Regions from separate parts of the Homo sapiens genome. Here regions 2, 3, 4, 5 and 6 are each linked to region 1. A link is a loop called in an ENCODE intact Hi-C map of the cell type or tissue named here. Cell type or tissue: heart left ventricle. All regions are shown on one strand. Links, peaks and the distances in the headings refer to the core of each region. The heading gives the core; the rest is flanking DNA. Region 1 holds the start of SCMH1 (Scm polycomb group protein homolog 1). Region 2 overlaps SCMH1 (Scm polycomb group protein homolog 1). Region 3 overlaps SCMH1 (Scm polycomb group protein homolog 1). Region 4 overlaps SCMH1 (Scm polycomb group protein homolog 1). Region 5 holds the start of SLFNL1 (schlafen like 1). Region 6 overlaps SCMH1 (Scm polycomb group protein homolog 1).

Evidence for each region. Hi-C counts contacts between places; a loop is a spot of excess contacts. Peaks named below come from ENCODE experiments on the same cell type or tissue, not always from the same donor. Only the 100,000 strongest peaks of a DNase experiment are listed, where the experiment ranks them.
Region 2: it touches region 1 in a loop (4-fold over the local background); 19 of 110 quality-filtered maps call a loop at or near these places.
Region 3: it touches region 1 in a loop (3-fold over the local background); 17 of 110 quality-filtered maps call a loop at or near these places.
Region 4: it touches region 1 in a loop (2.2-fold over the local background); 17 of 110 quality-filtered maps call a loop at or near these places.
Region 5: a loop joins it to region 1, with 2.4 times the contacts of the local background. A loop is called at or near these places in 16 of 110 quality-filtered maps.
Region 6: it touches region 1 in a loop (2.3-fold over the local background); 19 of 110 quality-filtered maps call a loop at or near these places.

The regions. Positions count from the first base shown.
Region 1 is chr1:41,237,666-41,242,932 of GRCh38, reverse strand. SCMH1 (Scm polycomb group protein homolog 1) reads left to right here and starts at 627. Exons shown (of 16, transcript NM_001394311.1): 1 at 627-874. SCMH1-DT (SCMH1 divergent transcript) reads right to left here and starts at 575. Exons shown (of 3, transcript NR_186015.1): 1 at 227-575. RefSeq lists silencers at 317-716, 757-1,306, 1,407-1,566 and an enhancer at 1,887-2,066. In heart left ventricle, for the core only: a CTCF peak has its summit at 2,489 (motif pointing right); DNase peaks (open chromatin) are centred at 552, 1,022 and 1,482; H3K4me3 peaks cover 1,908 bases; H3K27ac peaks cover 1,653 bases.
Region 2 is chr1:41,105,278-41,110,544 of GRCh38, reverse strand. All of the region lies in intron 8 of SCMH1 (Scm polycomb group protein homolog 1), which reads left to right. Among named protein-coding and RNA genes, the nearest start is that of SLFNL1, 86 kb to the right of the region's middle. In heart left ventricle, for the core only: no CTCF peak of the experiment used is centred there; no DNase peak of the experiment used is centred there; H3K27ac peaks cover 1,872 bases.
Region 3 is chr1:41,042,182-41,047,448 of GRCh38, reverse strand. SCMH1 (Scm polycomb group protein homolog 1) reads left to right here. Exons shown (of 16, transcript NM_001394311.1): 12 at 851-1,042. It overlaps SLFNL1-AS1 (SLFNL1 antisense RNA 1), which reads right to left. Exons shown (of 4, transcript NR_037868.1): 4 at 3,559-4,334. Among named protein-coding and RNA genes, the nearest start is that of SLFNL1, 23 kb to the right of the region's middle. In heart left ventricle, for the core only: no CTCF peak of the experiment used is centred there; no DNase peak of the experiment used is centred there; H3K27ac peaks cover 1,403 bases.
Region 4 is chr1:41,151,946-41,157,212 of GRCh38, reverse strand. All of the region lies in intron 4 of SCMH1 (Scm polycomb group protein homolog 1), which reads left to right. Among named protein-coding and RNA genes, the nearest start is that of SCMH1, 88 kb to the left of the region's middle. RefSeq lists a silencer at 385-574. In heart left ventricle, for the core only: no CTCF peak of the experiment used is centred there; no DNase peak of the experiment used is centred there.
Region 5 is chr1:41,021,148-41,026,414 of GRCh38, reverse strand. It overlaps SLFNL1 (schlafen like 1), which reads left to right and starts at 4,690. Exons shown (of 6, transcript NM_144990.4): 1 at 4,690-4,792. The region is part of intron 1 of SLFNL1-AS1 (SLFNL1 antisense RNA 1); the gene reads right to left. In heart left ventricle, for the core only: a CTCF peak has its summit at 2,964 (motif pointing left); no DNase peak of the experiment used is centred there; H3K27ac peaks cover 380 bases.
Region 6 is chr1:41,099,591-41,104,857 of GRCh38, reverse strand. All of the region lies in intron 8 of SCMH1 (Scm polycomb group protein homolog 1), which reads left to right. Among named protein-coding and RNA genes, the nearest start is that of SLFNL1, 80 kb to the right of the region's middle. In heart left ventricle, for the core only: no CTCF peak of the experiment used is centred there; a DNase peak (open chromatin) is centred at 2,467; H3K27ac peaks cover 2,596 bases.

The DNA of each region.
Region 1 (5,267 bases), core at 523-4,522:
GCGCCACTGCACTCCGACCTTGGGGACAAAGTGAGGCTCCATCTCTAACAAAACAAAAATAGAATTGTGTAGCCAACATGGCTGGTGGGCCTGGAAGAATGAGCCTGTGCATTGTACCTGGCCCATCACGGGCTCAGTGCGTACTCGTTGAAGGGATCACCACAGGGAGGACCGAGGACGCTGACACTCCCTAGGGCATCCAAGCACCAACTCATCTCTCACCTACCCTCCGGGTGCAGTGCTATCGTGTTGGAGAAGAGGCCCCTGGGTGGCTGTGCGAAGTAACTCGCCCAAGGTCACCACACGGCCAGCCACTAGCCCGGCGGGAGTCGCCCGAGGCGAGGCCCACGTCAGCCGGTCTTGGGGGCCCGACCGGTGGCTCCTCCACCAGCCCCACGCGGCCTCAGAGCGGGCTACTGGCGTCCTCGAGATTCGAACCCGAGTCCTCGGCCTCGTCCCCGCCCTCGCGCCCTCTCAGGCCTCAGTTTTCCCATCTACAGGACGCAGACCGGAGAGCTGGTCCGGGCGCCAACTGGGCCCCCGGACCCGGGTCGGCAGGCCGGCGGGGTACGGCCGGGCCGGGTTCCCGCGCGCCCTCCCTCCTCCAGCGCGCCGCCCCGCCCCCCGCGCGAGCCCAACGGCCGAGGCGCGCGCCACCTCGCAGCGGGAGGCGCGGGGGAGGGGCCGGGGGAGCCCCCGCCCCGCCCCCCGCCTCAGCCGCCACCGCCAGCTCGGTGGAGCCCCCCGCCGCCCGCCCGCCGCTCTCCCGAGCCGCCCGCCCGCCCCCTTCCCGCGTCTCCGCTCCCTCCCTGCGCAGCGGAAACATGGCGGCGGGAAGAGAGTGAGCCGCCCCGCGCCCCCGCCGCGCCCTCAGGTAAGCGCCTCGCGGCCGCCTCCGCCCGCCTAAGAGCTCGTGCCCTGAGGGGCCGCCTGGGGCCAGAAGGCGGTGGCGGGACCTGCGCAGCCGCTGCGCCTGCTCCCCCGGGCCGGGGTCAGCCTGTCCGTCTGTCTGGCCGGCCTGCCAGTCTGTGGTCCGCGCGGGGCTGGGCCCTTTCTCGGCCGTGTCAGCCCGGCCCCGAGCCCGGAGGCCGGCTCTGCATCTGCGGTCGGGCGGGCGGGGCCCACGGTCCGGTCGCGGCCCTGACGCCGCCAGGACTGCCCGGGGGCCCCGGCACGGGAAACCCAAGGCCGGGGGCCCTTTGGAGGGTCGGCGTGGGGGCGGTCCGTATAGGTCGCCGTGTCTGGCCGGCGGGGCCGGGTGGGCCGGGGCAGGCTGGCTGGGGGCCGAGGGCCGGGCGGCGGCGCGACCCCGTCTGCGCGGGTCAGTCGGTCCCCTCCGGCGCCAGAGGTGGGAATGCCTGTGATTCTGGCTGGCCGGGTCCCGGTTCGGGGAAGGCAGAGACAGAGGTCGACGGGGCGGCGTGGCCCCCACCGAGAGCTGGGGCGCCTAGGGCCCGGAGCTGTCAGCAGCGTCCTGGGGGCTGGGCCCCGGCTGGCCGACTCACGTGTGCCGCCTGCCCCAGTGCCCCGCCGGAAACGGGCAGGGAGAGCGGCCCCGCACCGAAGTGAGCCACAGCGGCCCTGGGGGCCAGACACGTGGGCACAGTTGTGTGCCAGCCCGAGAGCATCGAAAGTGGTATCCAGCCGATGGGTGAACCCCGGAATATCTCCTGACTGGAAGAGAATTTAAAAGTCATCTAGGGGCGCTTTCTCCCATCCCATGCCAAAGTGACTTTGAAAATCCCCAAATCCCCCCGATAATTTGACGAGCCCGTTTGGAACCTCTTCCAGTGATCCGAAGCGAATCTCTTTAAAGGAAACCCATTCTGTTCCTGGACACATTTGGTTATAAGTTGAAAGAAACAGCTGGCTCCCATCCTTCCTAGTTCTTTTCCCTTATGGGAAGCTGTTAAGATATCTGAAGATAGTAATCATGTCCCCTGAGTCTTCACTTCCACTTTCTTCAGTTGTCTCTCATCTGCTGTGGTTCTCTAAACTGTCCTCTGGATGAGCTTTAGTTTCCCCCATCCCCTTAAAGGAGAGTTTCTTAAAAGTGATCCTGGAGACAAAACGTAGTAAGTTTCTCTAAGAAACAGCCCCAAGGATTGACCTGCTTAAATCAAAAGTACTCTAGATTCCCTTCCTCATTTCTGTACTGTATTTTGAACTTAAAAAAAAAAAAAAAAGAAAACATTTAGTAGTGTTTGTTCAAACAAACTAAAAGACATCTTATTTTGTGGAAATTTGGGGGTTTCCTTCCTTTTAAAAAATGTCTATAAACACTTTATCAAATGTTGCTAACTAATGTACATCAAAATGTTTTGTTGAAGTGTAATGTGCCAGGCAAATAGAATAGCTCTTTTTTTTTTTTTAAACTCTGAAAAGGATTGAGACCTAGTTTAGTGCCAAACTGCAATTTTAATATTTGGTTGCAGAGGGAAATGCTTTATTACATTGAACTCTTTGCTCTAGTTCTAACTGCCAGCAGGAGGCCCAAAATTACTATGAAAGAGAACACTTTTTGTTGCTTACTTACCAACCTCCTAAACTCTTGCCTAAGCAACTCTGCAGGTTAGTAATGTTTTAAGCCCAGTAGAGATGAGATGGCCTTGTAGATAAAAGGCCAGGCTCTTACATCTGGGATCCTGTTTAAGTACTAAGCAAAGTTTCAGTGTTTTTACAACTTAGACAAGCACATACCAGCAGTCAGAATTGGTTCTTTATTTTTGTTCTTAAGCCTTCATTTTTTAAATTGGTCAATAGTTTTGAACTTTGTAGCACATATGTCAAGTTTTGATTTTAGGTATGTTTGTGCAAATGTTGTTCCCTTTTATGTAAGTTGGGTAAACATTTGCATAGCACCATTCTCAATGGAACTATACAGATCCAGAGGAAAGGCCCTGATTCCTTCCTTGCAAAGGACTTGGAGTGAAAGGTAGAGGATACTTAACTATGAGAAAGAATTGATGTGAATATCCCACTGAAAATTTAAACTTAGGGCTGGATGCAGGGGCTCATGCCTATAATCCCAGCACTTTGGGAAGCTGAGGCAGGCAACTCTTTGAGGCCAGGAGTTCTGGACCAGCCTGGGCTACGTAGCAAGACCCTGTCTCTACAAAAAATAAAAATAAAAATATAGCTGGGCATGATGGTGTATGTCTGTAGTCTCAGCTACTCAGGAGGCTGAGGCAGGAGGACCGTTTGAGTCAAGGAGTTTGAGGCTTCAGTGAGCCATGATCACGCCATAGCAAGTGACAGAATGAGACCCCATCTTTTAAAAAAGAAAAGAAAATTGGTATGTTCTAACCTTCACTGTACACTTATGTACCTACTATGGGTCAAGCACTATGCTATGTACTGTGCTCAGCTGGGTTTACAAAGATTTCCAATCTTGTGGAGCTGGTAAATTAGATGCTTAAATAGATTATCTCAGAATAAAAGATGAGAACTACGCATAGCTGAGATATACAAGGTGAGAGTAAAGGTTGCCCAAAGGTGAGGGCACTTAGACTAGCCTAGGAGTTAAAGGAAGGCTTTGGGAAGAGATGATATCTGACCCAAATCTTAAATGGTAGGTAGGAGTAAGTGAGGCAAACATGAGCAGAAAGCGTCCTTCAAACAGAGAAAACAGCTTGAGCAAAGGCATCAATGTGAGAAAAGGAATGGCTTGCGTAGAGAACCACAAACAGTTTGGGACTGCTAGGAATATAACAATAAGTGATGAGTTGTAAGGCTGGAAATACAGTCAGAGGCCATGTCGTGGTGGACCTTGTATGCATAAGTATCCTAAAATCAATTCAGTAGGTGTTTTTTTTTTATTTTTATTTAATCACTGGAAGGTGTCTATCAGACATGGTTGAAGTAACATTTTTAAAATGTGGTCATAGGGATGAAGAGAAAGAAATGAATCTGAGAAAATGTATAAGGCTTTAATGATTGATTGTATGTGCAGGTGAGAGGGTGAGGAGTCCCGTGTGATGCTCAGGTTTTTGCCTTGGATGACTAAGGAGGATATGTTGGTAATTTTAACTGAGACAGGAAACGATGATGAGTTCAATTCTGGACTTGAAGATTTTCAATTTCTTGAGTTAGATCAGTGAGCAAATATAGTGGAAGTAAGCTGAGAAAAAAAAGAGGTGTGGTCAGAAAGTGGAATATCGGAGTTAAGTTGTCTGATATTGGGACTGTTCTAGGTGACAGCGAGGTCTCTGTGTATGGGTAGCTAAAATACAGCAGAGGCGAAGGTCAGTAAAGCTGAGTATGACAAGGAATTTGGAGGCTAGTGTATTGAATGAGTCATCTGTGTAGAGAGTGAAGTGATTGAGGATGATGGGATGTGGGGAAGAGAGAAAGATGTGACCCAGGTGCAGTAAAGATAGGGGATTAATCAGGAGGGTGGTAGATGACAGATGAGGAGGTGGGGTAGAGAGTTATATAGCCAGATGGTGCAAACCTTGAAGGAGGAGGGGTTTTTAAACACAAGAGTGAGAAGGTAATAGTTTTTTTACTTTTCCTTCCTGGAAGCAGAGTTCTGATCTCTATCTTTATTCAGGACTCATATTAATCATTCTGTTTGCTCTGAAGAGTCTGTTCTTAGTCTTGGAAAGTGGGAGGGCACATACCTCATATTGAATCCTTTCTGCTAATACTTAATGACAAAGGGCAGTGGAGGTTTTTTCCTCTGATGATCATTAGTGGGTGGGTAGGGAACAATCAGATAAAGCAGTGAGGATATACCCATGGTTTTCTAGACAGAGTATAGTGGAAAGAGCCTAGGCTTTGGAGTTAGAAACACCAAAATTCAGATCTAGACTCTGTCACTTACTAGCTTTATGACTGTAAACAAATTATTTAGCCTCTGTGAGCTTCAGTGTCCTTATCTGTAAAAAATTTATACTTCATAGGATATCACAAATATTACATGAAAAAATATATACACACATACCACATAAAATCACAAGCGATTGGTGATTCATAGATACAAAGTAAATATTAGTTCCTTTCTTCCTTCATTTAAGGGGCTTATGCTCTGCTAGCTGAAATGAACCTTTTACATGCTTACCTAAGTTATAAAATAGAACATAGTGAGTACTCTAAGGGAGGTAGTAGCAAAGTGGTAAAGCAGTTCAGAGGAGGGAGCTGTCATTTCTAAGCATTTGGAAACAAGGTTGGGCTTCATTTCAAAATGAATTTTACTTGGGCCATGAACAAATTTCAATAGAGTAAATAATTTAGGTAGATATATAAAATAGGGAAAGCATAGGGTA
Region 2 (5,267 bases), core at 622-4,621, 130 kb after region 1:
CATTGATGATTACATTTATATGAAATGTCCAGAATTGGCAAATACACATAGACAGAAGTAGATTCGTGGTTGCCAGTGACTAGGGGAGGGAAAATGGGAAATGACTGCTATTGGGGTTTCTTTTGAGGATAATGAAAATGTTTTAAAATTAGGGATGATGTTTGCACAACTCTGAATATCTTAGAAAACACAAATGTAGGGTGAATTTGTGGTATGTAACTTATGTCAATAAAGCTATTATCTAAAAAAAATTACTTGAGCTGGTCTGTGGAGAATGAGTTGTACAGTGGTAATTGTGGACAAGGAAGAAATGAGGTTGCTTGGATTAGGATAGTTGCACTGAGGTGGAGAGATCCTCGGGCAGAATGAAAGGGAAACACACTTCTTGGCTCAGGAAAGTGCCACTCCTCTCTGTGATGCAAGAAACAAGTACCCTGGGGTCAGTATGGTAAATGCATTGTGAGGAAGCACTGTGAGGTAATAGCTCTGTGGAAGCAGCAAGAAGCGAGGTACCTTGGAACTGATAGCAGAGTCATTTTTGTTACTTGAGGCTAAAACAGGATAAGCCTTGGTGCTCTGGGCTTTATTCAGTTAATAGGTTGATTTTCTCATTTTCATGCCTAGGGAATTCACTGTTCTTTTGACTGATAAATCTAGAGCAGTTAGGCAGTTCTCCAGAGCCAACAGAGCTGACGGTCTTTGTGTCCAGGTTGCTGGATATGCATTCCTTTTTGGCTGCAAACCTTGCTGATAAGAAATATGACTCACTCTGTGGCTGATGCTTCCAGAGAAGTTTGCTGACTGTTTTCCTCTCTTCTGTGTCTCTGGAGTCCTTAGATTTTCAACAGAAGATGGTCAGAGGACCAGGCTCAGAAGGTAGAGAGAGACCTTCCAGGTGACATTTCCAGACCAGGTGCTTCAGTCATCATTCCAGCAGTTAGGTTGTTCCCTCTAACAACTGTCTCCTCCCACACTTTACACCCTCAGTAAGTCCTACAAAAGCGCTTTCTATAACAGCAGAAGTTTGGCCAGCAGTCTCCATGTCCTGGCTAAGGAGCAAGTGATGCAATGTGGAAAAAATGTGGTTACTCAATTCATTTCACAAAACAAGTTGTTCTCTGTGTGTAAGCCTGTTCTCTTTCTAATCATACTATTTCCTCCTTCTTTCCTACCTTCTGGTCATTAGTATGCAAATGTTAAAAATTCAGAGTAAGATAATGTTTCCTGCTCATGGCAAATAGGAAAAACCAATATTTATTTAATGTTCCTTTACACACAGATTTTCATTTTATCTTCTGGTAACTCTGAACAAGGTATAATTATTTTCAGATACATTTTATTTATGAGAAAACTGAAGCTCAGATAATTAAATGACTTGGCTCTGTTGATATCTGAGTCTAGAGAGTGAAACCATGGAGATCTTTTAGTAGAGCCACCTGTCAGGACCAATATATCACTGAGGCATATTGTTTTCACACTTGTCTCCCTGATACTCTTCCCATTCTCCTTTGGCCCTTCTTCAAAGCTTCATTTGAGACCCTGGATTTTGGCTTCCAAATCCTGATAAAAAATAGGAAAGAAAAAGTATGGTGTAGTATCAGAGCACTGAACTGGGTTCTAGTCCCAGCCAGGCCACAAACTTGGTTACGTCATTGAGCAAGTCATTCTTACATGTGAGAGGCTGAACTACATGATCCCTAGTGGGCACTTTTACCTCTGTAATACTATCTAGTTTAATGATCTTGGGAATAGGTAGCAGGTGACTCCTGTGCCTCTGTCTCCTACATGATTTTAGGTTCATCAGCTCACCTATCACCTATCTCTGCCTTTTTGAAGTAATTCCTGTGTGCCAGCTGTCTGCTGCCTCTCTTTTTCTCCTTTTCTAAGCCAAGTAGTATCCCTTTTAGTTGCTAAACTCCTGTGGCCAAGCCAACTCTGATGGGTAGTAACTACCAAGCGTCCAACTAATCCAGAGTACTTGGTTATAAAAGGCAGAAGCTTTTTACTTTTAGCTTATTTTTTGTGACTTAAAATAAAACTGAAACAGATACATGCTTTAGTTTTTAAATGTAAAAAGCAAAATGAAGAATTCAGTACATATGGCATGACTATGATGCTAATCATACCTTTAGCCATCATGATAATCCACTTGACTTCCCCTTGCTCTGATTTCAGGCTGGGAAAGCCAGTTTCAGATTATACCTTAGCTCCCTATGTGGATTGATAGCAGCGAGACAACATGAGACCCAAGCTACTTTATATTTTTATTATAAATTAATATATTGCTATTCTGGATTAGTACATTCGTCTCTTGTGACTTCATATGTTGTTAAACTGGATCTGTCTGCTGTCTACATGCTAATCCAAATATGGGAATCTAGTAGAGGTGCTGCACTTTAGCATACCTGTTAGAGTACATGGTCAACCAGGCCTCCTTTACCCTCTCAGTCTACCCTTTCTACCTGCGACAGGTTTCTTTGTACAAAGCAAAAATTTCAAAATCGGACTCAACATCGTGGCTCACGTACAGGATTCTTACACTGGTCTGGAGGGTAATAATTTGATGCTTAGAAACAAAACTTTCAGAATATCTTTTCCTTTTTTTATTTGGAAAGTGCTTTCCATACTTAAAGAATGTTCTCTTTTTGTTTTAAAACCACATACGAAATTATGCCACAATCACTTTGGGATTCTAGGGCAGAAAGAGTTAATTAAATTGTAATCCTAGGCTAGGCGCAGTGGCTCACGCCTGTAATCCCAGCACTTTGGGAGGCCGAGGCAGGCAGATCACAAGGTCAAGAGATCGAGACCATCCTGGCCAACATGGTGAAACCCCGTCTCTACTGAAAATACAAAAATTAGCTGGGTGTGGTGGTGCCCACCTGTAGTCCCAGCTACTCGGGAGGCTGAGGCAGGAGAATCGCTTGAACCCAGGAGGCAGAGGTTGCAGTGAGCCAAGATCATGCCACTGCACTCCAGCCTGGTGACAGAGCAAGACTCTGTCTCAAGAAAGAAAAAAAAATGTAATCCTAGACTACAGAGAGAAAAACTAGGATAGAGGCAAGAATAATACAACTTAAGGCTAACTTGTAGGTCTCAACATGAGGTCACCTGATAGACTGATCTTCCTCATCCATCCATTTATTCAAATTCTAACTATCAAGTCATGATTAAGTACTAGTCATTGGCTCAGTTGATGGAGATTCTGCCGTTAGTGTTTACAGTTTTGTGAACATATAGACCAATAAAGTACGACTTTGGAGGAATAAAGTACAGAGGGACCCCAACCTAGATTGAGGGGACTGGAGGTTGGAGATCTCTATAACCTCCCTTGAGCCTAGCATGTCTAACATGGGCTGCTCTATAGCTATTGGGTAAATGGATGAATAAAGGACAAGACTTCCAAACGAAGGCTTCCAAATGAAGTGATGTCTAAGCTGAAACCTTAAGAATGGGAAGGTAGAGAAAAAATTCTCTCTAGCAGTGGAAACAGATTAGTGTAGGGCCAGAAGTTAAAAAAAAAAAAAAGTATGGTCAAGGAATTAAAAAATAGTTAAGGCCGGGCGTGGTGGCTCACGCCTATAATCCCAGCACTTTGGGAGGCAGAGGCGGGTGGATCACAAGGTGAAGAGTTAGCGACCAGCCTGACCAATATGGTGAAACCCCGTCTCTACTAAAAATACAAAAATTAGCCAGGTGTGGTGGCTGACGTCTGCAGTCCCTGCTACTCGGGAGGCTGAGGCAGGAGAATCGCTTGAACCTGGGAGGCAGAGGTTGCAGTGAGCTGAGATTGCGCCACTGCACTCCAGCCTGGGTGACAGAGTGAGACTCCATCTCAAAAAAAGAAAAAGGAAAAAAGAAAATGGCTAGATTGTAGGGTGTAAGTAGAGGAGCAGAAAGAGATAAGGCACAGCAGAGGAAGGCGCAGAATGCTTCCCTCATAGACCATCTTAAGGATCTGGATTTTTACCTTATGAGCATCGAGAACTGTATTAGGCTGTTCTTGCATTGCCATAAAGAAATACCTAAGACTGGGTAATTTATAAAGAAAAAAGGTTTAATTGGCTTAGAGTTCTGCAGGCTGTATAAACACGGTGCTGCATAGCTTGGCTTCTGGGGAGGCCTCAGGGAGCTTTTACTCATGGTAGAAGGCAAAGCTGGAGCAGGCAGATGGCAGTGTGGGGAGGGGGGTGTCACACTTTTACAACAACCAGAACTCACTCACTATCTCAAGGACAGAACCACACCCTGAGGAATCCACCCCCATGACCCAAACACCTCCCACCAGGCCCCACCTCCAACGCTGGGGCTTACAGTTTGACGTGAGATTTGGGCAGGGACAAAATATCCAAACTAAATCAAGAACTATTGGCTGGGCGTGGTGGCTCACACTTGTAATCCCAGCACTTTGGGAGGCCGAGGCGGGCAGATCACCTGAGGTCAGGAGTTCGAGACCAGCCTGGCCAAGTTGGTGAAACCCTGTCTCTACTAAAAATACAAAAATTAGCTGGGCATGGTGGCGTGCACCTGTAATCACAGCTACTAGGGAGGCTGAGGCAGGAGAATCGCTTGAACCCAGGAGGTAGAGGTTGCAGTGAGCCAAGATCGTGCCACTGCACTCCAGCCTGAGTGACAGAGCAAGACTCTGTCTCAAAAAAAAAAAAAAACTATCAAATGGGCTTTTAAGTAGTAGAGTTACAGCTCAGATTTGTGTTTTAGAAGGACCATTTTGGCAACAATGAAAGGACGGATTCAGATGCTGGAGTCAGGGATGCCAGTTAACAAGCTGTTATAATATTCCAGGTGAGAGAGAAAATTGAAGCAGTGACATGGTGGTGAGGATAAGATGGGGTGGGGGGCATATTCTTTGAATAAAGAAGACAAAATGCAAGTTCTTAATGTGTATCACCTATTGTGACTATTTTATTTATTTAACAAACAAGCCCTGTACCATGTAAAATAATGCCAAGTTTTCAGTGTAAGTATTTATGAGGAGCTAAAATTCTTCTTTCTGTCATGTCTAGGAAGTTGGGATTGTTTTCTACCTGGAGTCCATGTTAAATGGAATGAATTTATTAACTGCCTCTTTATGTCCCCACCACTTGGAACATGCCATTTATTCAGTAATATCTGTTAACTGAAATAGGTTATACTATATTTTCTGATTCCATTTCTGTTGATCCTCATCTAAAGCCGTTATTCAGATATTCACTTAATTACAAAAAATAAGAATACTACTCGCATCTATGACAAATTTGACAGATTAT
Region 3 (5,267 bases), core at 445-4,444, 200 kb after region 1:
CCCCAGCCTGGGTGACAGAGCAAGACTCCGTCTCAAAAAAAAAAAAAAAAAAAAAAGACTGGGAAGTGCCTGGGAAATTAAGCCTTATGTCCCTTCTGAGGCCCAGCCTACTCCCTGGTCTCTTCTTTGTTTCTGTGTAATGGTCTGTAGGAACCTGGCCTTCTTTACTGCCTCTCTTTAGCTGCTCTCCTATACCCTCTCTGGGGTTCTTCTCCTGCCTCAAAACTGGTTCTTGAGAATGACCTATCTCCCCAAATCCCCATGTCCTTGCTGCCCTCAGAGACAAATACACAGGTCTTTGCTTTTTAAGGTTTATACTGATACATTTTTATAGAAAAAGATGATAGGAAGTAAACTAACACCAAGCATGAAACAGTTCCAAATGTTGCCAAAATTCTAGTGCCCTTATGTAGATCAGAAATTGTGTACCCATACCATTGCTGGCTATGGCTATATTCTACTCTTCTGCCAAGCTTCTCTGTTCTTGGGCAGTTCTTGTGAAAATAGCACCCTAAATGAGCAGATTTCCTGGGGGAGGTCCAACCAAGTGATGGAGCAGAGAGAATTATGTTCACAGTTGTTTTCACAAGTTGAATAAAATCATTCCAGAGCCCAGGGTGCAACAGACCTGGCCTGGCCACTCCCATATTTGCAAGCCCTTTACAGTTGGAGGCAAAAATCAAAGCCCTCGAGGGAGGGAGTTAAAGGGAGGGAGGGAGGAAACGTGGGGCACTGATTCCCTTTGTGTAACCAGGTAAGCCTGAGACAAGCAGTGGGCTGGACTCGTCCTGCCTAGCGCTGTACTCCACTGCCAGGCTGACATGCTTGGCCCTGTTTACTCACTCCACAGCCGTGTTTGACCGGGAACAGCATACCCTCAACCTCCCAGCAGTCAACAGCATCACCTACGTCCTCCGCTTCCTGGAGAAACTCTGCCACAACCTTCGTAGTGACAATCTGTTTGGCAACCAGCCCTTTACACAGACTCACTTGTCACTCACTGCCATAGAGTACAGCCACAGCCACGACAGGTACCTACCAGGTAGGAGCTGGGATGGGGCCTGGGCTGAGAGTGGGGGACAGGGCTAGCAGCAGCACCTGCAGGGGCCCAGGGTCAGCCTTCAGAACTACTGGCCTGGCACCTACTATCTAGAGGTCTGCTTTTCTGTCCCTTACCTTTGCCATATCTGAGACTTCTCAGCCTCCTCTCATCTTTACTTTTTCTTCAGGATTTTGTTTTCTGTCTCTAGGATCACCCCTATTTCTTCTAGATCCTTATCCCTAGATAAAAGGTGGTTCGCAATTCCCCTTCTGAGTTTCAGACTGCATGTGGAGCCACCAAGAAGTCACAGAACGTCTCCCAGTGTGAACCTGGCAGCAAAGGCCTAACACACATCTCCCTTGCCAGCAGGAAGGTTTAGTCTCAGGCTACAGATTGAGAAATTTGCTCCCTGGTGATTGGCCATCTATTCTTTCCTTTGGCACATGGCCCTAACTTCCAGCACTGCCAGTCTAGCAAGTCAATTCAAGTTCCTGCTATTTCTAACTCGGCTGGAAAATAACTTTCTTAGTTAACATACCAGACCCACAATGGGAAAGCAGATGCCACGTGGCCAAATCAGTGACTAAGTACTTCCGAGAGAGATTAAAGATTCAATGGAACTCTGCGTCTCTCATCTGGAACCCAGGACACAGAACAAGGGAGGGAAGAAAAGCTCAGCCTTAAACATAGCAAGGTAGGTCATTACTGAGAGGGAGGAAAGGCCCTTAAAAAAGCCCTGCAGATTGTGTCCTGAGCAGAGAAATAGGGAGGGGTGCTGCCAGTGTGAGTGCTGTGCTGTCTGTTGATGGGAGGGCACAGGTCTGAAAGGTGTCTTTTCCGACCTTCCTCTACACAAACAAGTCTTGTTCCCACACTGCCTTCCCTGGTGTCTTTTCATCATAGTCTTAACAGAATCACCTCCGATAAAAGCACTGCTTCTAGAGAATGTGCCCAGGGAAGTGACTGTTCCCCCATTCTCCTTCCCCCTTTCCCTCATAGATACTTCTGTACCCAAATCCGTATTGCTTATGTGACTTGCAAGCAGGTCAAAAAGATACCTGAATTTTAAATACTCTGTGGGGGCCAGACCATCTGATCCCTGCAGCCATTTCTATGATCCCCTGGCTGATCCTTTTCTATGGAGGGAACTTCTCCTCACCTAACCCATGCTAGATTGCTTTCTTTCAGTACCAGAGTCTCTGAGAAAAGAAAAAGGCATTCTGACTTGCAGTTAGAATGTTGCACTGGGAGTCTGGACTGGGCATGGTAGAGCTGGTCCAGACAAAGGCAAGTTTTAAATACCTCCAGTTAGGCATTCAGGAACTCTGATCTACATTTCAGACGTGAAAGTTAGGCCTACCTGGGATTCTGAAAGAATGGATGCATGAATGGGGGTTAGCACATCCATGAATGTAGCTGCTAGTTTAAAAAGAGATTTCTCAAAGAAATAGGAACTCCGAATTCTTAAATGGAATGCCATCATTAAGAAGTGAGAGAAACATACTGGTAGCAGCATTCAGAGACTGGTAAGGATGTACCTCATGGGCCTGCAGTCCCAAAAGTGGTTTGGGACCGGGGCATGACCTTTCCTGGGAATTCTGCCCCAATTTACATCTCTCTGATTCAGCCACTAGATAAGAGGAAGCAAACTTTAGCCAGACTCTTCTTGCCTCACCAACTAAGAGAAACAAAGACCAAGGTATCACATTCTGCCATTAGCTGCTACCTCTCCCTTCCCCATTTTCAGACAGATTGAGCCCACTTTTTGTGTCCTCCTCTGCTCTTAAGCTGTTTCTCATCGTGGGTGCTCAGCAACTTGTCTGCTCTCACTCTAGTTTCTATTTGCTTCCCTGAAATTAGCCTTTAACTATGCCCAGACAAGCCAGAGCCTTGCCTAAACTTCTAATTCCTCTGTGCTTCTTAGTGTATCCTTTCTGCCTGCTTGCCTGCCTGCCTTCCTGCCTGCTTGCCTGCCTTACTGACCCTTTGCCCCACCTCTGATATTATCATTTCCTGTGTTTTTCTGATTACTTACCTAAACCTCTGCCAAAGAGCTCGATCTGTACAAGAGCTGTCTTTTGCTTTGCCCTTTGGATCTGGTATTTATGACTCCTGCCCTTCTGCCTGGCTACACGCTTCTGCTAGACATACATAGGTACCACCTCTGTTATCTGGGTGCTTACTGGCCCTCCCCCTTTCCTATATCCTTGTCTCCACACTACCCTACCACTTAGAGTCCTGGCCCAACTGACCATGCACTTCCGATATAGCAGGTAGTCACCCAAAGCTCAGGGAGATTTCATATCCCATTAAGCTTTCCTACCTAAGTTGAGACTACTACTTTTTTCTCCAATGTTTTATTTTAAAAATTTCAAACCTACAGAAAAGTTACAAAAATAGAACAATAAGCAACCATGAACTCTTTGCCTATCTTTACCACTTTTTGCAGTATTTACTTCGTCTGTTTCTCCTAACTATATATACACATATAAATATACATACTTGTTGAATACCTGTATATTTAAAATGTTTTTCATTTATTTACTGAACCATTTGAGAGTTAACTGCAGATGAGAGATTTTATCCTTAAATACTTTTGTGTTTATCTCCTAAGAATAAGGAACATAATAGTATTATTATGATTAAGAAATTTAACATAAATAAAAACTAATGAGGCCAGGCGCGGTGGCTCACACCTGTAATCCCAGCACTTTGAGAGCCTGAGGCGGGTGGATCGTGAGATCAGGAGATCAAGACTATCCTGGCTAACATGGTGAAACCCCATCTCTACTAAAAATACAAAAAAAAAAAAAAAAATTAGCCGGGCGTGGTGGCAGGCACCTGTAGTCCCAGCTACTCAGGAGGCTGAGGCAGGAGAATGGCGTGAACTCGGGAGGCGGAGCTTGCAGTGAGCAGCGATTGCGCCACTGCACTCCAGCCTGGGCGACAGAGCGAGACTCTGTCTCAAAAAAAAAAAAAACTAATGAAATTTAACATTAATAAAATACTACTAGGCCAGGTGCGGTGGCTCATGCCTGTAATCCCGGCACTGTGTGATGCCAAGGTGGGCAGATCACTTGAGGTCAGGAGTTCAAGACCAGCTGGGCCAACATGGTGAAATCCTATCTGTACCAAAAATACAAAAATTAGCTGGGCATGGTGGTGTGCACCTATAATTCCAGCTACTCGGGAGGCTGAGGCAGGAGAATTGCTTGAACCCAGGAGGCAGAGGTTGCAGTGAGCCAAGATTGTGCCACTGCACTCCAGCCTGAGCAACAGAGTGAGACTCCGTCTGAAAAATAATAATAATAAATTAATTAATATACTATTAGCTATTATGTAGTTCATATTAGAATTTCCCCTAGTTGTCACACTAATGTCCTTTATAGCTGTTGTTTCCTAATCCGGGATTCAATAAAGGATCATCCACTGCATTTAATTCTCCTGTCTCTTTAGTTTCCTTTATCTAGAACAGTTATCCACCTTTTTTTTTCTATCTTTCACGACGTGACATTGGCATTTTGAATAATCCAGGCCAGTTGTTTTACTTTAGGTCATCAAATATTTACAAATACTTACTCTGTGCCCGATTCTATACTAGACTCTAGGGAGACAGAGGTGAGACAGACTCCATCCCTGTGCTCAAAGAGCTGAGACAGGTAGAGATATGTGAACATGTATGTGGTGAAAGCAGAGCACAGAGGTACTCTGGCCCAGCAAAGCATGATGAGCAAGGAGTATGGTAAAAGAAGAAGTCAAGGGAGGATTCCTGGGGGAGGCAATGTCAGAGCAGAGTCTCTTCTTCAGAACTATGCATGTGGCTGGATCAAATAAGAGGCTGGTGAAAACTAAAAGAGGCCCAGCCAGGCACAGTGGCTCATGCCTGTAATCCCAGCACTTTGGGAGGCCAAAAGTGGATCACCTGAGGTCGGGAGTTCGAGACCAGCCTGGCTAACATGGTGAAACCCTGTCTCTACTAATAATACAAAAATTAGCTGGGCGTGGTGGTGCATGCTTGTAATCCCAGCTACTTGGGAGGCTGAGGCAGGAGAATCGCTTGAACCTGGGAGGCGGAGGTTGCAGTGAGCTGAGATCGCACCATTGCACTCCAGCCTGGATGACAGAGCGAAACTCCATCTCAAAAAAAAAAAGCCCCTTCTGGCACCCTAAAAAATACTGAGAATGGTGACAAAGATATTGTCCCTACCTTCAGTATTAGGGACAA
Region 4 (5,267 bases), core at 492-4,491, 86 kb after region 1:
TATGTGGTAAACACACCTGTGTACTTTCGGTAGGAATAGAAATTGAGTCTGGGCAATATAGTGAGACCTTGTCTCTACTACAAAGAAAAAAATTAGCCAAGCATAGTGGTGCACACCTGTAGTCCCGGCTACTCTGGAGACTGAGCGGGGAGGGTTGCTTGAGTCCAGATCGGGGTTACAGTGAGATATGATTGTGCCACCACACTCCATCCTGGGTATCTGAGTGAGGCTTTGTCTCAAAAAAAAAAAAAAAAAAAAAGTTGGCTTATACTTGTAATCCCAGCACTTTGGGAGTCCGAGGCAGGAAGATGACAAGCCTAGGAGTTTGCAACTAGCCTGGGCACCATAGGGAAACCCTGCCTCTAAGAAGAAAAATCAGTATGTTCTTTCTAGAGGATATTTCAGCAATATATATGTTGTATCAAAATCTAAACTATGCATGCTCTTTGTCCACTAATCCCACCCTTAGGACAAATCCCAAATCTGTGTCTCATGCCTGTAATCCCAGCACTTTGGGAGGCCGAGGCAGTTAGATCACTTGAGCTCAGGAGTTCGAGAACAGCCTGGGCAATTTGGCATAGCCCTGTCTCTACAAAAAATACAAAAATTAGCTAGGAATGGTGGCACACACCTGTAGTCCCAGCTACTAGGGAGGCTGAGATGAGAGGATCGCTTGAGCCCGGGAGGTCAAGGCTGCAATTAGCTGTGTTCACACCACTGTACTCCAGCCTGACACTGACTCAAAGCAAGACCCCGTCTCAAAAAAAATAAAATAAAGACACTTAAATTACCATCAGTGGCGTTTAACAAATATATTGTTATTTAAATTTTGGTACATGGAACACTATTTATACGGTAATAGTGGAGTGGAATTTCTGATCTAAAGATGTTGATTATGCTTAATTGTTTTTAAGAATTTGGGTTCACATTTAGGTTGAACAAAGTAGAGTTCTTGTAAAGGAATGTGGCCAGAACAGTAGCCAGACATGAGTAGCCAGCCTGTCAAATTAGGAGCAGTTGAGGGATTTGGGACATAGAGATTAGATATATCTAGGACCAGTAGAGGTTAGAAGGCAGATGTTGGCTGACTATAAAGAGCGGTCTGTCCATTTGTACTGTTGAGTAATAGCTAAATAGCTAAATAATGAGTGTCCCATGACTGGAAGTATTTCAGCAGAGGCTGGAAGGACCATTCAAATCTCAGCTTTTTTTTTTTTTTTTTTTTTTTGAGACGGAGTCTTACTCTGTCACCTAGGCTAGAGTGCAGTGGTGCGATCTTAGCTCATTGCAACCTCCACCTCCCGGGTTCAAGCAGTTCTCCTGCCTTAGCCTCCCAAGTAGCTGGGATTATAGGTGCCTGCCACCACGCCCAGCTAATTTTTGTATTTCTTTTAGTAGAGACGAGGTTTCATCATGTTGGCCAGGCTGGTCTTGAACTCCTGACCTCAGGTGATCTGCCCGCCTCAGCCTCCCAAAGTGCTGGGATTACAGGAGTGAACTACTGCGCCCGGCCCAAATGTCAACTTTTGTATCACCTTATCAAGATGTCTTTTTTGACTGCCCTGGCTAAAATAGCACACCTTCTTTACCTCTTACTTTTATTTTTTTAAATTTCAAAATAGCCAGGAATTGTATAATTAATCTGGTGTCTCTGTTACCCTCTGGACCAGCTGACGTATTTGTTTGTTTGTTTGTTTGTTTGTTTTTGCTCCATGTGGAGCAAAATATTGTTTGTTTGTTTGTTTGTTTGTTTTTGCTCCATGTGGAGCAAAACATTGTTTGTTTGTTTGTTGTAAGCTCCATGTGGGCAAACTTTGGCTGTATTGTATTTTGCTATATATCACCAGTGCCTAGAACCAGGCTTAACATATACTAGGTATTTAGTAAATATTTGCTGAATGAATGAATATTAGAGAAGGTGATTCATGCATTTAACTAGGTGACCTCTTATGCCCATATTTTATGGGCCAAGGTACTTTAATGCCATTTTTAAGTCTCTTCAGGGCAGGTACCTTTTTTTCTTTTTTAATAATAAATGTAACTATCACGTGGTATGCATCAGAGTTTATAAAAACACTTTTATAAGCATTATTTACTAAATGAGATGGCTTTTTCTCATCTGTAAAGTCTTAGCTTAGACATTTCCTCTGAAGAGTATCTGTCCATGACTTTACTAAGATAGCTCCCAGTCTCTATCACATCACCTCATTTTATTCCCTTCAAGTTCTTTTCACTTACTGCCTTGTTTATTTATTGTTTATGTGTTAGTTGTGTCTCATCATATACCAGCATGTAAATGAGGGCAGGGACCCCTGTCATATTGCCTGGCACATAGAGGATAGTTAATAAGTATCTGTTGAATGAATAATTGAAAACATTCAAATTATACTGTTTGAATATTTTGAATTATAATGTTGGAATAATTGAAAACACTCACATTATATATGTTTAAATTATAAAACATTATACCTATGTTAGTTAATAATATTAATCTTCGTAATAATCTCTGAGCCCAAGGATGAATGAGATTTTCATGTTCTGCAATCTCAAGACAACCTGTACTACCTCGTAAACTTTATCATTATCATAACAGATTATTTGTGTTATGTTTATTAATGTCTCTGTTTATCTCTAGACTGAAAGCTCCATGAATTGAGAAATCATGTCTTACCTTGTTCCCCTAACATTTAACACAGTTCTTTGTACTTGGAGAAGTTTAAATATTTATTGAATGAAGAATCTATATACAATCTTGTAAGACAGATATTGTCTTCATCTTTCACATGAGTAAACTTAGGCTTGGAAGGATTAAGTAATTTACCCAAGATAGTTAGCTGTAGAAACAAGACTTTTACCAACATCTTCAGACTCCCAATATTACATTATTTAAACTACACCAGTAGTAGTTCTTAGTCACAGATGTTAATCCAAATTACCTAGGGAGCCTTGGAAAATACATATTCTCAGGCCACACTTGGAGCCTACTGAATAAGAACTTCTGAAGGTGAGGCCCAGAACTTTGTTTAAAGAAATGAGACTATAAGTATCACTTGAGAGTCAATGATTTATACCAGAGGTCTGGCAAACTACTATTGGGAGGTCAAATCCAGCCCTCTGCCTGTTTGTGTAAATAAAGTTTGAGTGGAACAGCCATGCTAATTTAGGCACACATACTGTCTGTGGCTGCTTTCACACTGGAGTGGTGGAGCTGAGTAGCTATGACATAGACTGTATGGCCTAGAAAGCATAAAATTTTTATTATATTGTCCTTAACAGAAGACTTGCTAACTCTGGATCTATACCTTGGTGCCTGTCCTATTTCTTTTGTGGTTACTTTAGTGCTTGGAGATATGGCAGAATATTATGTCTGGCTTCATCATGGGCATTACAATAGGTGTCCAAACATTCTTACTAAGTCATAAAAATTATCTTATTTTGCAATTCACCTGATAATAAGGAACTAAGCCTTAGGTAGCCCAAGAAGTCAAATAAAAGGAAAATACCATCTAGGTATGGTTCAAGCCAGTCAGCCATCACAGTGGGTGAACTACTTTAAACAGAGGTTCCTTTTCATCCAGTTAGTGATAGAGTGTTTCCTAAGTGGTAAAAGGGCTGAGGTTTCTAGCCTGTGTACATTACAGAATAGGGATTGATTACCATGGTTGATATGTATAATGGAGAACTGTAATTAATACCCTAATTGTTGTGGTACCCCTGATGCTGCCATTATTCTTAAGACCAAAGTCTCTTTGGTGCTTTTAGTCAGAACTTAAGCTAATATAAGCAGTTACCCAGGACTGACCAAAACTCTTGATCTGTGCTTCCTAATACAGTAACTATTAGCTATGTGTGGGGATTTAAATTTAAGTTAATTAAAATTTAAAAAATTTAGTTTCTTACGTACCCACATTTCAAGTATCCAATAGTTATGTGGCTAGTGGCTACCTTATTGGCTAGCACAGATACAGAACATTTTAGTCAGCACAGAAAGTTTTATTGGACAGTGCTGCTCTAGATGCCAGAGTTGAAGATTCTCAATCCAGGGAAATCCAAAACTTACTATTTGATTTAATCTTTCATTTGTAAGGATGGAATAATAAATTGTAATGTTTTATTTTTCTAACAGCAAACAATGATGAAATGTATTCAGTCCTTGCTTTAGGGCCCTGTCAACTAGAAGCAAACTCTTCATTAAATTCTGATAACGCCTTTAAACCTTGACTTCAGAAAATAGTCATCTCATTTGCCCTATGGACTAACTGTCTAGTCATGTTGATTAATCATCAGCTAGTTCATGAAATAGTTCAGAACTGACTGTGATTTCTGGCCAAATCTATTTGGCTTAGTTAAGGGTAGTGGGAAAGGAACCAGTTATAAAACAGAAGCTATAAAATAAATAGAGTGTAAAGTCTTGGCATCATCTTTGGAGTGATTTAGATTTCTTCATTCAGTGACTCATTTTTATTCCCAGCATCTAGTGCTTTTTGCATGGCCCAAAGGGGCTCTGTGCTGCTCCACTACAGAGGAAACTTCAAGAAATGCTGGTTTGCTACAGTGTTTTAGCTTGTGAGATTCTCTGGGACCTTCCCTGCTCCATCATGGGGTCACCTCTAGGTGGGTATTAGGGGGAGACTGGTAATTGGTTTAACCTTTAAATAAAGAACTTGATAATCTTTAGTGATCCAATGAGGTCTGTATCAAATGTTCCTGCCTTAAGATGTTTTCCCTTCCCCCAGCACAGTGTCACCTTGAAGATTGTTTATCTAGGACAGTGTTCTTCAAACTTTTAGAGGCTGTAAGGCCAGTTCAAGAGGCTAAAAGATTCTACAGACTCCCCAGCTTGTTCTTATTTACTATCATCAGACATGCTTCCCAGGTCCTACTTTGCTCTAAATTAACAGTTCTTTGTCACTTTGCACCCCAGAGCAACACAGCGGTGGCTAGGATGGGGGTGCAGCGGGGGTAGGTGAGAGAGAGCCAGTTTTTAGAGTGAGGATTCAACTATAATCTCACTCATCTGGCTTCCCCTCCCCTCAAATCATCTCGCCCCTTGTCTCTAGACAGCCTTTTCTTCATTCTTCCTGAGCTGAGATGCTGGAATCCAACCATATTGGGTGTTAAAAGCTGCCACTTGACAGCGGTGAGGGACCTTTCCAAGAGTCAGATTGTTCAAAAGGAATCTCCCCACCCACTTTCTGCCTCTTCTATTCTGTTTTCCATTAGCTTCCTGGTCACTTCTTTGAAGTACTAGTATATCTTGCTTTGGC
Region 5 (5,267 bases), core at 764-4,763, 220 kb after region 1:
TAGGGTTTGCAGGAGGAAGAGAAGGCATAGGGGAGCAGCAGGTCAGTGCAGTATAACCTGATAATAACCACCACCAACACTTATATCACTGTGTGCCACATGAGCTGCTTACATGAATTAGAACTATCTCACTTACTCTTCACAACAAACCCATTTTATGGATAAGGAAACTTAAGCTCAGGTCACACAGGCAGGAAGTGCCAAAGCAGACATTTGACTGCAAGGCTGAGGTTCTAGCCAGCCCACCTATGTGCCAGGAAGCTTTGGGTGGGTCATTTCCTTTCTTTGGGCCCATCTGGCTATGGGGTATTTGCATGAGGAGACTTGTGAAGGCCCTTCAAGCTTTCACCAGTGACAAGTTCCAATATCATAACTTACTTAGAATATATTTTCTACTTGGCCACTGTGAGGTTCTAACCATGGTCACTGTGAAACAGTCAGGGTCAAGGCTGCCAAACAAGTTGAGGCCCTCATTTTCTACCAACTCCTTGACACTGGGGTTTTTTTTTTTTTTTTGACAGTGTCTCTGTCGCCCAGGCTGGAGTGCAGTGGCACGATCTCGGCTCCCTGCAACCTCCGCCTCCCGAGTTCAAGTGATTCTCATGCCTCAGCCTCCCAAGTAGCTGCGACTACAGGCACACGCCACCATGCCTGGCTAATTTTTTGTAGTTTTAGTAGAGTTTCACCATCTTGGCCAGGCTGGTCTCGAACTCCTGACCTCAAGTGATCCGCCTGCCTTGGCCTCGCAAAGTGCTGGGATTACAGGCCTGAGCCACCGCACCCGGCCAACACTGGGATCTTGTAGACTGTGCTGTTCATTCAGGGTATTCCCAATGAGCACCTTGCTGAACCCTAACAACAAACTTCTAGATGTGACCCTCAAGACACAGGGACTAAAGGTGACACTGGCATATGTAGGCAGGCCAGACATGCTGCAAAGCTGGGCACCCACCCCACCTTACCCTCTTCGCCAAGAGTATGTAACTTCCTACTGAGCATTGTTGTGAGAACTCATTGTGCTGAGTTGTTTTTCTACACTATCCCACTGAAACCTCACAACAGTCCTATAGTATAACTACTGTTTCCCTATCTTACAGGTGCTTAGAGAGGTTAATTCCATAGCTGTTAAGGGGTACATGTCCTGCTGCCTGCAACTCTCTCCCGTGGGCCTTTGTCTCAGATCCAGCTACCATTCAGACTCCAGACCCCTGCAGGCTACACTGGGCATGTCATTAACTTTGAAGACTGTCAAACAGAAATGGCCTGGCTGCAGGGCAGCGGGAAGCAGCCCTCTTCAGGGGAGGAGGGCAGTCCTCACAGAGCCTCTGGTCATCAGGAGTTATTCTCCTTGGTTGCCCAGGTGACAGCTCAGGTACAAGGGAATGAGACACATCAGGGAGAAGGGGGTTGGTTCACTGTGGCTTAGAGGCATCATTCCCCAAAGGAGCTCATATCTCTTTGAACAACTCAATAGGCATAGCTTTCAGGGACCCCATAAGCCACATACCCAATTGAGTCATTCCACATAGGACGCCCAACCTTATGGCTTTTTAACAAGTGTTTATAGTTCACACAGAAAACTCCAAGTGCTGATAATTTACAATTAGGAATCATGCTTACCATAAGTAATGTTGCACTGAAACAGCTAACATACTTTTATCTGGTTTCCAGACAAAAAGAACTAGAAAGGTAACCAAATGTCAAGTTCTGCAGGAAAGGAGAGGATGATTCACGCTGCCATAACCTCTGGGGTCAAAATTAAATGTTGTTTAAGAAAGAAAAAAACCCCTCAACTTTGGAAATTGTTTCAAAAGCCAAAAGCCTTCTAATAGTGACCCAGAATCATTAAAAGCACTCGAACGGGCCTCAGACCCAGTGCACACATGCTGCAGTGTTGGAGAGGCCACTCCGTGAACCCCAGCAGTCCAGTAGCCCACCAGGTGGAAAGGCACAGGTGCCAGAGGTCTCATGGCATCAGCTTCATGTGCTCACCCTCAATGGGGGGACAGGGAGATGACACTGACTTTGTGCTGAGCTCAGGAGGGAAACACCAAACACTTTGGGAGGTAACAGAGATCTAGGCCCCACCTAAGGCCGAATCCATGGGAGTGTGGGGCATTTTTCTGGAACACTCCGCCCTCCCCAGCCGTGGCTCCACCCTGCCTGCTGGCCGTGGACTGCATTGTCCAGACACTCTTTGTGGGGGTCTTATGGGACTCCTTAAGATTGATCCCTGAGGTGTAGCAATGGTGGGCCAAATGGACACTGTTCCGGCCCTCACACTGGTGCCACACTCCCTCGTTGGCAAGAGCCTGAAGGTGAATCATCCCTCCTTCTTTACCACCAAAACAAAAAGTGTGGGAAACCTTGAGAAGAGGGTCCCAACACTTCTCCCCTCAGCAGCCCTCAGCTTTTTGCAGCCTCTTTACCTAAGTACCCTGAGTCACTGGACATGGTCTTGCCACCACATTCCGTCAGGGCAGAGCCACAGCTTCCAGCCTTCAGCCCAGAGGCAGTCACAGCCAAGCATCAGAACTGCGGCTCTGTGCCTACAGTGCCAAAGCCACTGCAGGTGCTCACAGAGGCTGGCAGCCCACAGTACCCAGGGCACAGACACTAGGCTGGAGCCACTCAAGTCAGAGATACTCTGCAGTAACTGGGGCTGGGCCCTGTCAGAGCCAGGTGGGGATCTACAGGCTGGAGGCAGCACGCTAGGGGAGGGCTTGAGACCAAGGGAGGCTGGAGTGATGTGGGTCCCAGGACCTGGAAAGCTATGTTTGTAACTCTGCTCCCCAGAGTTCGCTCTTCTTGATCATCCTTGTTCTCTCCTGCACCTGGCTGGGCTCATTCCTCTTCCCTATCCCTCTGCCCCTTGACTGGCCTTCCTGGGCAAACAGCAGATTGTGAAGTGGGAGCTGTGGGGAAGAGGGGATGGCATGCCTGCTGTGGGTTCAGGGATTGTGGCCATGTGGGCCACCCAGTGGACACTGTCCAGATAACATGAAAAGAGGCCATCCACAGCGGCTCAGCTCTCTGCCCCTCATCTTTGGGCCCCACCTCACATTCATAAAGAGGCTTAAATTCTAGGGTTTTTTCCTTCAGTTCAAGATGAGGTTTGTCAGTGAGGTCACAGACATCCAGCAAGAGGGTTAACGGGGCTGCTTATCCCCCCACTGGGAACCCACCACTCCAAGCTGCCTGCAGAGCACCTATACTTTCTAATACTATTACCTAATACTAGAGAGCCAGAGACACCGTAAATAACCTTGTTATCTTATATTTATGTATTTAAAAGATGGTTCATAAATGTGTTTAGTGCTTACCATGAAAGACAATTTTTACCCCCATCTCCAAAAAGAAGTAGAACTGATTCAGCTCACAGAAGGCTGTTAAAGGCGCCAGAGAAATATGTGATGCAGTGGCTTAAAGAGACTGCCAGGAAGAGTGGGGAAAGTTGCTGCACTCAAGTCAATTTGGGAAATTTCATGCAGAACAGCCACCCAATAGCAAGGCCTCTAGGTAAGTAGGGAGAACGCCTCTGGTCATGTTCAGGTGTTTCGTCTGTCAAGGTGCTTCTCCCGGACAGCTATTTCTGCACAGTTCAACACGACTTGAGTTGGCCATCTCAAAACAGCTATAGCCTCAGTTGCTGTGAGGGCACCTCATGGATGACAGAGGCAAGAAAGGCTTGAGGGAGAGGGGGTGAGGCAGGGGGAGCTTGGAGCCGTCATTCTCTAACCCTAAGAGCTGTGGACACAAAGCCGAGCCCAACCTGGCTGCTGCCCGGGCGGGCAAGGAGAGGGCACCGAATGCACTCTCCCCAGAGCCTCGCACTGCCACCAGTTGAGGCCTGCGCCCCTCTCTTCCCCGCACACCATAGCCTCTTTTCTTGAGTGCTCTACCCAAACTACTGCCTCACCCCCTAGGAAACAAACATTTGGTAACATCTTCAGAAAGGCTGCTTTCAAGGAAGGCAGCTTCTCTACGCTGTCAAACAGCTTTCTTAGTTGAAGCATCTAACTGTGGCACCATCCTTACTGCCCCCAATTGGGGCTTCCAGAAGCAGTGTGGGCAAGCGCTGCCAGCCTTCTGCAGAATGATGAGCACTGGTCAGTCCTGTGCTGATAAAGACTGTGTGTCACCCACGTCTTGGTTTCTCCAACAGCAGGTAACAACCTCATCTTCCCAAAGAGATAGATAGCTACGCCTGACCTATTTTTCAGGGCTCTTCTGGACAGCAGCCTCTGTCTCCAGCACAGAGAAGGGCCTGGCGTCAGGGGGAGCCCTGGAGCCTACCATGTGCCTCCTGCTCCATCTTGGGAGCAGCTGGGCCCTGTCAGTACTCAGTAGAGCCTGGGATTGGTGACTGACTAAAGAGGGAGGTGGAGGCTTTAGGCAGCAGCGCTGAAAGAGGTGGCAAGAGGTGACCTGCATGGGAACTGGGGCCTGAAGAGACATCACTAAGTGGGGAAGTGTGTCCCACAGCCAAGCTGCATGGTGGGTGGGCCGCTGGGTCTGCTTCCAGTGTGTGGTGGGACCCACAGGGAGCTGAGTTTTCCTGTTTGATTTCCCGCACCCAGCCTGCCTGTGGCTGGCCAAGAAGGCATTGTTGAACCTCATGAGATCACAGAGGTAGCTGTGCAGGCCCCGCCCACTTCCTATAACCCTGGTTCTGGCCGTCCCTGTGCCAAGCCTCCAAGTTCCCTGAGAGCTACCGGCCAGGGGTCGGGAGGCTATGGGAGCTCAGGGCAGGCACCTCCCATGCTCCCGCGGGAGCCACCAGGACATGAAGGTCATAGGCCTCTCCTCTCCTCCTCTTCCTGTTTGACCTGAATGCCCCCAGGCCAACTGCCTCAAGGATTCCATTTGAGAAGATGCAGGCTGGGTGTGTGGGGAGCAGTAGAGGGGCTGGTGTGTGCACATATGTGCACAGCTCAGGACAGAGGCTCCCTGGACTTGGGGCGGGGGCACTAGGGCCCCAACTCTAACCCTCGTTCTGCCCTGTTGACCTCTGCTCTCTGGACCAAAAATGGAGGACTCAGTCTAGACTAGTTCTTAGGGTCTAGGAGCCACCTTAAGTTATGTTTATATGCAAAGGCCATTTTTCTGAGAGGCCATAGCTTTCATCAGTGTGCCAAAAAGCGTGAGATCCTCTGCTCTAAAAGCCTCTGCCCCAGCGCTGCCTAGTTTCAGAGCCCCCGATGGCCTCACATGGGGTTTTAGAGCAGGCAGAGAAGCTGCAATGGGGCCACCAGCCAGTCCTCAGA
Region 6 (5,267 bases), core at 556-4,555, 140 kb after region 1:
CTCTCAGTTACTAAACACATGTACACCTCTACACCTGGACCACCCCCTGCCCTTCCACCCAGCTTTTTTTCCTAATAAGCCACAACAACCAGGAGGGTGTGGTCTCTACAGGTTTGGCAGCTAATATACCCCTCTTGTCTCCTGAGAAGGTGTGTTCACTAGCCACTAGTTCAGTAGTTCACTGTCAGAAAAGATATGAGCATGTTGGTTAATAAGTGAAGCAAATTCTTTTTTGTTTATTGATATGTAATAATTGTACATTTTGATGGGGTACCTGTGATATTTTGATACATACATACAATGCTTAATGATCAAATCAGGGTCATTGGGATATCTGTCACCACAAACATTTATCATTTATTTGTGTTGAAAGATTGCAAATCAAAGCTAACTTTTTGGTGCCTTTAATGAGAATAGCCACTCAGGTACTATTTTCCCTTTAACCCTCTCAGATATATTGTGTCCAGACCTTGCCCCTATTTATATACCATTTCCTCCTTCCATAAACACACGTATGCATATAGTCTCTGTCCTTATTTCAGCTTTGGCCTTGTGATCTCATCACATCTGGTAAATCCGTCCTTTATTCACCTATCTATCCACAGTTACAGGCTCATGTTAGCAGTGCTAGGTTCACTGGAGGTTATAGACAAGTGTCTGCCTCCCCAGTTGATTGAATGATTGAAATGAGAAAATTGGTGGCAAATGCATAGCACCATGTAGCACGTAGTAGATGCCCACTGTGCGTTAGTTGCATCTGAATCAAGATCCCCAGGCCTCCCAAGAAAAGGGAACTGCACGCAGAGCCAGGAAAGTGCTCTATTTTGGTCAGGAAAAATAAATATGAGATGAGGCTTCTGCAGTGAACCAGTACTCTCATAACTGATTTTTTCTTGGTTATATGCTTGTGGTACACAAATAGAAATAGGAAAATGGGGAAGTGAGATGGGTGGAGTAGATTATGAAGCAGAGAATCTGGGTTCTCCCACTGATTGTAATTAGGTCTGCCCAAGGGACCAGAAAAAAAAACTCCCATTCCATATCTCTCTTCCAGAATCCTTAAGCTGCCCCTTGACTCTGCCCATTCGCTCTCTCTCTTGCCCTCACAAACTCCAGATGCCTGAGAATGGTAGCAGTTTTCGACATGTATAATGAAACAATTGGCATCTCTCAAGCTGTTTGAAATAGTGAGATGTGATTTATGCAGTTCATAAATTTGACCACATTTACTGTTTTCTTGGGAATACATAGAACCCATATAGGGTTTTTTTGGCAAGCTTTTATTGTAACACCCACTGTGCCAGCATCAATACATATCAATTTACAAAATCCCCAATTTTAAATAAGTGTTGGTGATTTTCAGGAAAATCTTACTGAAAACCAGTGATAAATTGTGTTACTAAATTTCTTCCCTTGGGCCGGGCGCAGTGGCTCATGCCTATAATCCCAGCACTTTGGGAGGCCAAGGCGAATGGATCACTGGAGGTCAGGAGTTTGAGACCAGCCTGGCCAACATGGTGAAACTCCATCTCTACTGAAAATAAAAAAATAAAAAAAAATTAGCCAGGAGTGGCGGCTCATGCCTGTAATCGTAGCAACTTAAGAGACTGAGACAGAAGAATCGCTTGAACCTGGGAGGTGGAGGTTTCAGTGAGCCGAGATCATGCCACTGCACTCCAACCTGGGTGACAGAGTGAGACTCTGTCTTAAAGAAAAAAAAAAAAATTTTCTTCCCTTGATTCCCTAGATTATTTTTGAGGAACTATTACAGTTATAAATGAGAATTTCTGAATCTCAATAATGACTTAATAGAAAAAAAACAAAACATAAACATTCATATATGTTAAGAAGATGAGAAAAACCTGGCAAACTCAAACCAAGCAAAGAAAAAAGAGGAGGTTCTGAGGGTGATATGGCAAGAAGGCAGGATTGTGGTTGTAAGCTGTTAAAATTTATTGTCTTGTGCTAAGGAAAGCTGGAATGTTTTTGACTGTGTGGCTGACTAGCAGGTGCTTTCTCACCATGTGCTTTCATGCCACCTTTCTGAGTGGCCTAAGCTTGACTAGCCATTAGCAGACCATCTTCTAAGAAAATATAGCCCTCCACTTGCCGAAACTGCTCCTGAATCATCTTACCTACTGCCCTAGAAAACTAAGGTCAGTTGCACCTTTTAGTTTCAGTAATATGAGGCTTTTGAAGTTTGTGGTCCTATCATGCATGATTTTAGTTATCTGTTTTCCCCCACTCTCTGCAGATTTATCAGCCTGAAGTCCCCAGGAAAATGTGACATGTCTTTGTAGTTGCAGAGGTCCTCTATCCATGTTGTAGGAATGAGTCAGGAGAGAAAAAAGGAGCTGGATATGGAGTACCAAAAGTGTTAACTGAGCTGGATCAGAGCAGGAGGCAACCCATGCTGTTTAAGTGAACTGGAATTTAGAAGACTGGAGTTTCAGCCTTGGCATCAGCCCAGCTGGCAGCACATAGCTGAACCCAGCCAAGTTGAGCAAAGCTAATAAAAAACATATCCTCTAAATTACTATACCAAGGCCAATGATACACTACTGTGAATGAAAAATAAGATTCCATTCCAGGAAACTGATAAACCAAATGGATTTTCCCCAGCTCTTTTTTTCTTTTCCATTGTTCATGCTCTCCTATGCCATGTAGACACACACACACACACATGCGTGTGCATGCACAATAGCCTATTTTACATTTTATTAATTTATTCCCAATTCCCTATGCTCTGTTGTTGCTATAGAGACGAGAAATCTGATGATAAATTCTTTTGGGCAGTTAAGACTCCTAAGGATTATTTAGAGAAACCTAGAAGGCAGCAGAGGCCTAGTGTCCTTCATTATTATAACTAGGCATGTTTAGTTCTTTATCTTCTCTCTTTTATTCAGGTATACACTAGTGTTTTATTCATTGGTTTCAGAGTAACATAGTGGAAAGAATATAGACTTTGGAGACCAAAAGATCTAGGTTCAACTCCTAGCTTTAGCTATGTGGCCTTTGGCAAGTCTTTTAACTTCTGTGAGTCCAGTGTCTCCATTTTTAAAATATCCAAGTATGATAGTTGACTCAGGAAAAAGCATTTGTGCAATTGTTTGAGTTGTAAGCTCAACTAGCTACTTTTTTCATGGAATATTATCTTTGCTTGAAAAAAACAGCGGACTTGGATATTTAGCAGACATTTTCTCCAAAATGAAATGATCTGATCACTTCAAGGAAGGCAACCTATAAGCATTTTCTGTGAATTATAAATTTAAGGTTTCAAATGAAAATTAAAAATTTTGAAAAAATGTGTATATCCACCAGAATGAGCTTTACATCTTATCAATAAATACAGACTTCAGAGTTACTCTTTACCATTTCTCTCCCATCTAAAAGTTACATTGGTTAAGAATCAGTTATTTGCCCTACTATTAAATGTGAGATGTGAGGAAAGTAAAAAGTCATAGAGTCTTAGAGTGCTGGGGCTAGAGGAAATCAAATTCAACCTCCCACCTAACTTAAGACTCATCTTGAAACCATCCCTATAAATGCTTATTTGCTGTTACTTAAATGCTCCCACAGGCAGAGATTATAACCTCCCAAAGGAGCACTTTTAATTTGTGATAGCACAAATGTCTAAAAATACTGTTTTTTACTGTAAGCTGAAATATGCTTTCCCCAGTATCTATCCATTGGCTCTAATTTGGTTTTTCTTTCATCCAAAACCTTTTCACATACTCTTGTTTCCCTAGGTCTTTTTTTCCCCGCTATTTTTGAGATTGTATAGTTTCTAAGCCCCTCATCATCTTGAGCTCTCTTCTTTTTTTTTTTCTCCCCGCCTCCCCAACCCCAGGTTCAGCTTTGACTTTAGAGTTTTCTTTTCTTGATCCATTTAAGTTTACAATGCTATGCCTAGAATAAACTCTAGACTGCAGGGACAGCCTCATTAGTGTGAAATGGAGAGGCATTCTGATTTCCCTTTAAAAAGGACTATACTGGCTGGGTGCAGTGGGTCACGCTTGTAATCCCAGCACTTTGGGAGGCCAAGGCAGGCGGATCACGGGGTCAGGAGTTCGAGACCAGCCTGACCAATATGGTGAAACCCTGTCTGTACTAAAAATACAAAAATGAGCTGGGCGTGGTGGCAGGTGCCTGTAGTCCCAGCTACTTGGGAGGCTGAAGCAGAAGAATAACTTGAACCCAGGAGGCAGAGGTTGCAGTGAGCCGAGATCGTGCCACTGCACTCCAGCATGGGCAATAGAGTGAGACTCCGTCTCAAAAAAAAAAAAAAAAGAAAAAGAAAAGAAAAGGCTATCCTATGACCTCACATGTTAAAGATAAGGGATTGTGTTTTTATATTTTTGTATTCTGTAATGGTCATGGTAGATGCTTTACGTTACTCCTTGTCTAGTCTCAGCGCAAGTTGAACCAAACTTAAAGACATAATGGCCATGCTAGATGAGGGGATTTTCTGGTAGTTAATTTTTTTTGCTGCCTAGGGGGTAGAAATGGTAATTTATAAGACTGGGAAAGTACCTTTTTTTGTTGTTGTTAGAGACGAGATCTCACTATGTTGCCCAGGCTAAGTGGAAAGTGCTTTTACAATTCTCTTTTATCACCATACCCGGGTTTTGATAAACTTAGTATTCTCCTTAGTAAAAGTTTTCATCAGATACTTGCTCTTTTTTATCTTGTGATAACTTTTCTTCACTCAAATCAATAGGGAAATACAGTATTTGCTGTATAAAAACATAGAAGCCTACCTTAGAGCTGAATTCACTCATTTATATATAATCAATAATCAGAGTATACCTATAGACACAGTCTTATTTTGAGCTTTCCATGGAAAAGAGTGTAGGTCACCAGGCTAGACCATAAAAATATGTTTAAACTTTTGTTTTTCTCCTGTTTAGTACTAGATTAAACTAATCACCTTTTCTAATGTTGTTTAGAGCATGTTTACTGAGCATCATCTTAAGAAGAAAGAAAGTTAACATTTAGCAAGCCCATACAAGGTCCTAAAGACACTTTGATACATTATCTGAGTAAACTTCACAAACCTCCAGTGGGATTTATAGTATTTGCCCATATTTTACATAAGGAAACGGGCTCAGAAAGGTTGAGGGGAAGAATAAGAAACTAAGATTTATGGAGTCCCTAGGTCATGTCAGACACAGTACTCATATCCACATTCTCAAACTTTATCTCAGCTAAACTTCATAATAACCCATAACTTAAAGAGGTTATTTGCAAGGACTTGAACCTAATTC